Regions from separate parts of the Mus musculus genome. Here region 1 is linked to region 2. The links are chromatin loops, found by intact Hi-C in ENCODE. Cell type or tissue: left cerebral cortex. All regions are shown on one strand.

Region 1 (2,500 bases), 91 kb after region 2:
GTGAGGGGACAGTTACAATACATATGGAGGTAACTTGCACATGGGGGCAAAGCTTGTGGGGAGAGTTGCTGGAGAACTATGTTGTTGTGGTCTGAGGAACTTCATAGAACTGTCTAATACATGTAAATCAAGGCAGTATACTGTTTATAAACACAAAGGCCAGGATGACTGCTTGTTAACTTTATGCCTGTAGGACTAAAATCAGTAGCTGGGTAGGGGGTTGCTCAGTAGGTCTGAGTTGATTCCCACCCCGCTCCAGATAGAGGATAGGAAAACAAAAGAAAAAAGATGGGCGCAACTCTGATTATAAAATAAATTAAGTCGTGCAGGGTGTGGTAGTGCATGCTTTAATTTCCAGCACTCTCGAGGCAGAAGCAGGTGGGGCTCCATGAGCTCGGGGTCAGCAGGATCAACATAGTGAGGCCCAGGCTATGTTGCAATATGTTGCTACACGTTGCTACATAGTGAAACCTTATTTCAAAAAGAAAAAAAAAAGCCAAAAGAATTACTTTGGATGCGTTTTCGCTACATCTCTGGAAACCCCACCCATTTCAGGCAAGACGTCACCCGAAACTTCTGTCTCCAAGGCAACAGAGAGCGTCCTGGGAACTAGTACTGCGCAGGAGACCTGTGCAGGGCTGGCTCCGCCCACACGCACTTCCGGGTGCGACTTTGCGCCCATCCCCTTTCAACGCTCCCTCTCTGTTCCAAGAATGCCGAGACGCAGGCATTTCCAGTTTCTTCTTTAGAGAAACAGAGCTCCCGCTGACCATGCATAACGCGTCCGTCGGTCCCTTTGCTACCAGACCAGACGTGTACGTCATGCTCGGGGTGCCTTGGTAGCTATAAGCCCCGCCCCCTGACCCTAAGCATAGTGCGTCACGCGCAGAGCCTCCTGGGAGTCGTCTGTCCCGCCCCCGGGCTGGCTCTGCAAACTACAGCTCCCGGCAATCTGTGCGGCGCCCCGCGACTGTAGTCGGGGAGCCGTGGTGGGGCTCCCTGGTGGGCTAGCGCAAGAGAGGCGGCCTTGCTAAACACTGTTAGGGGGCGGAGGACGGCGGGCTGCAGCTGGCGTCTCGGTGGCGAGCCGAGGCTCCACTGTCAGCCTCTGCGCTGCTCAGGGGCGGGTATTCCTGGGCCGAACGAGCGCGGAAACTCTTGGCAAGTGGGGGGCCGGGCCGGGCGTCCTCCCAGCGACGGGGGCGGTGGCACGGGGCCTAGGGGTCCTGATCGTCCTGACGGGGCTGCGGTTTTGTTGGCTGACCTCGGCCCTTCAGCGCGACGGGCTTTTGGTGCTTCTCCCCCTGGACCCAGCTCGTGCCCGTTGCGCGTTCTCGGTGCGTGGGGGTGATGCAGCGTGTCCCAGCCACCAGACCCATGGGAGCTTTTTAAGGCGACCAGCGGCCTCTGTCCCTTCTCAGATGTTAACTGCGTCTCAGCACCCCTGGCCATAGGTTTGGATCTCCTGGGGCTTTCAGAGAGGAAGGTCAGCACGGCGGAGGCCAGTCCCAAGTCTCCAAGCATCAGGGCTCCTGCCCGATTCTCAAGGCGGGTGGGGGACACTGGACCTCCAGACAGGTGAGCGCTTGACAGTTCGGGTTTGGTTTGTTTCTCTTGAGGATGCCGTCTGATGTGTCAGGGTTTGTGTTTCTGTTTAAATGTGCTTGAGTGGACTGGGCAGTGAGAAATCGTCCTTTCTGCCTCCTTTGGGTTCAGAACCAATAAGAAAAGCAGAGATGCCAGGAAGGCTCTTAAGGAGCTAGTGGGCTTGGGGACAGAGCAAGATTGGCTGCTTATAGAATGTCTCCTGGCTATATATTCCACTGTGGCCTGTTGCTTCTGATGCAACAAGTATCTGAATGTCATTATCCCACCCAAGGTCAGCCCTAGGCAGGGTGGTGAACCCCAAGCTACAGTGTACCTAGAGTTCCCCAGAGATTAGTAGCCATGATACCCCTGAACCTTAATGATGTCCCCCAGCAGATGTCTTGGTGCAGGGTAGATCTGGTTTCCTGGCCTCTGTGTCTTCAGTTGACATTCTTGTTTGATTCTACTAGCATCTAGGACATCCACCTGCCTAGTAGGGGCCTCTGATGAACCAGTTTTGTTAGACATTTTTCAATTCAACAGTATCTCCGACACCACCAGAGGTATAGGGAGATATACTCGAGTCCTGAATCCTCTCTATGTCATGTAGTTTTATTCATTTGAATAAAGGCAATCTGCTAACTTTTATACTATAACATGACTTAATTTTTTTTTAAAGATTCATTTATTTATTATATGTAAGTACACTGTAGCTGTCTTCAGACAATCCAGAAGAGGGAGTCAGATCTTGTTATGGATGGTTGTGAGCCACCATGTGGTTGCTGGGATTTGAACTCTGAACCTTCGGAAGAGCAGTCGGGTGCTCTTACCCACTGAGCCATCTCACCAGCCCATGACTTAATTTTTGTGGCTGATTGGAGATTCCCAATAAAATATTCATATAATAAGGGGC
Region 2 (2,500 bases):
CCTATGTCAGCGGCCAATCCGGCGGCTGAGAACGTCTTGACCCTCCTAGGTTTCCGTCGTCCAGAAGGAAGGGGTGTGGCTCGCGCCTGCGCAGTGAGTCGCGCCCGCGGCGCGTGGTGACTGCGAGGAGCCTCGCGAGTCACGCTCCGGTACGGTCCGCCGAGGGCGCGCGGAGCTTGCAGACCATGTCGTGGCTCTTCGGCATCAAGGGCCCCAAGGGCGAAGGCACAGGGCCTCCGCTGCCCTTGCCGCCCGCTCAACCCGGGGCGGAGGGCGGCGGTGACCGCGGGGCGGGAGACCGGCCATCGCCCAAGGACAAATGGAGCAACTTCGACCCGACGGGCCTGGAACGTGCGGCCAAAGCGGCTCGCGAGTTGGAGCACTCGCGTGAGTGCGCGGGCTGGGCTTGGCGGGCCGAGGCCCTGGGAAATGGGAGGTTTCTCTCGGAGGCACTAGCTGCTGCCCTTAGGACTTTGGTCCTCTTGACGTCTTAGCAGCACAGTGGTCGTTCGCAGCCGTACCTTTCAGGTGACCTGAATGGCCGCTTATGGGACATTTGGTCATAGCCGTCCTGCATTGGGGGAGACCCCGATCCTGCCACCCTCTTGCACTTGTAGCTGTCAACACGTAGGTCGTAGGAGAGACCCTGTGCCAATGTTGGCCTTACCTACTTTACTGTTGGGCTTTCTAGCTGCCTCCACGTGGTGCAGGCCAAAAGTCATAGCCAGGTCAGGCGATCCTGTGTTGTGGTAGTTAATAGCAATCTCTCACTTAAAAAGGAGAGAGTAGATGTCGTGTTTACTATTGGATGATAGCATTCCACTGTGGAACGTGAGGTGAGGGTGTCCGTAAAGGTTGATCCTCTCTGAGACAGATTTTAGCATTGATGGATCCCAAAGGCCAGGACTTTTCCCAACAAATGACACATTTTTGTTTTGATGTTGACAGTTTGTGCCAAAGTGTAATGTAAGGTGGATTTTTTTGATTATTTTGCTTTGTTTGTTCTTGTTTTTATAAAGACTGTGCAGCCCTGGCTGAGACTCCTGTAGACCAGGCTGTCAGAGAAATCACAGCTCCACCTGCCACGGCCTCCTGAGGCGTGTGTCACTATGCCTAGCTAGTTGAAATATTTTTAAGAGCCTGCAGGGGGCTGCAGAGATGGCTGAAAGGCTAAGAGCACTTGTTGCTATTGTAGTGGACCTGTGTTCAATTCTGTGCACCTATATGACAGCTCAAAACCTTCTGTAACCCCAGTTTCAGGGCATCCAAGGACTCCTCTGGCTTCTAAGGGTACCAGACATATACATACTTATATGCAGGCAAAAACTCAAATACATAAAAAATTTTTTAAAAGCCTGAAATGTCAGCTTTGTTGAATGAATACTTATTGAAGGATGTTTCCATTCTCAATTTTGTGTTTATGCGGGTGTTCTGTTTTTCAAAAGATCCTATAGGGAAGCCCTAATTTAAATAGGTATAATATGCAGACCCTCTGAGAGAGAGTCTGGCACTTGGTGAGTCAATTCTCTGCTCTTGTAGGAAAAAAAAAAGTCTTGAGCTCATGCCTTTAATTCCAATACTTGGGAGGCAGAGACAGACAGATCTCTGAGTTTGAAGCTGGACTGCTCTGTACAGTAAGTTCCAGGCTAGTTGGGGTACACTGTGAGATCCTGTCCACTTTTGGCAATGGTCTCTTGAGCCCCACAGACTCAAATCTCCATATAGACATTCAGAGCCTTCAGATTGAGGTCCAGGGTCACCTGTCTCTTGAGGTCCAGCAGAGCTAGTAATTTTGTAAATAATCTATTGTGTTTGCTAGATAATCTCAGTGATTGGGTTGAAATGAGGAAAAGTGGCTGGTTTTCAAGGCATTTCCAGTATTAGAAGACTTGGCAGATGATCCCGTGTCCTGTTACACTGTTACGTAGGGGACAACTCTCGGTAACTCCTGGGTTGGGGAGATCACTCTCTAGACACACCTAGAGTTTCAGAATTGAATCTTGGCTATTAGTCTCACTAATGCAGGCTGTTGTATAGACTATGGAGAACAGTAGTTCCAACCCTCAGCTACATCCTGACTACTCTTGCATGTAAATTGCTCTTCAGGCGCTTGTCCTGGCAGTCCTGGAGGGCTTGCCCAGAGCATGCGCTATCTAGGTTCAGTGCCCTGGCCTCTACTATGCTTTAACAGAGCTCTCTTTTCTGGGCCAGCAACAAATTCCATGGGTTCTGCATGCCCTCATGGGCTGTCTAGGTCTGTGCCCTTTTCTTGTAGGGCAGTCTCAGGTGGGCACTAAACCTGTGCTGAGGTTTACCTATTCTGACTCACTTTACAAGAAAATGGACTCAGAGAAGTTAGCTCAGCTTGCCAAAGCCACATGAAGAAGAAACAGGAGCTGGAGGTTGGCCCCAGTTTTGTTGGACTGTGCTACCTCCATTCCTGCCTACTGTGCTGGGATGAGACCCCAAAGAGTGCTTCTGTCCCCAGCCCTGTCCTGTC

Evidence for each region. Hi-C counts contacts between places; a loop is a spot of excess contacts. Peaks named below come from ENCODE experiments on the same cell type or tissue, not always from the same donor. Only the 100,000 strongest peaks of a DNase experiment are listed, where the experiment ranks them.
Region 1: a loop joins it to region 2, with 2.1 times the contacts of the local background. A loop is called at or near these places in 2 of 42 quality-filtered maps.

What each region holds. Positions count from the first base shown.
Region 1 is chr4:155,667,652-155,670,151 of GRCm38, reverse strand. It overlaps Mib2 (mindbomb E3 ubiquitin protein ligase 2), which reads left to right and starts at 933. Exons shown (of 20, transcript NM_001369164.1): 1 at 933-1,578. In left cerebral cortex, no CTCF peak of the experiment used is centred here; DNase peaks (open chromatin) are centred at 637, 861 and 1,306; H3K4me3 peaks cover 2,083 bases; H3K27ac peaks cover 2,023 bases.
Region 2 is chr4:155,758,689-155,761,188 of GRCm38, reverse strand. It overlaps Atad3a (ATPase family, AAA domain containing 3A), which reads left to right and starts at 91. Exons shown (of 16, transcript NM_179203.3): 1 at 91-387. The coding sequence starts at 186. In left cerebral cortex, a CTCF peak has its summit at 1,126 (motif pointing right); DNase peaks (open chromatin) are centred at 42 and 1,104; H3K4me3 peaks cover 1,290 bases; H3K27ac peaks cover 607 bases.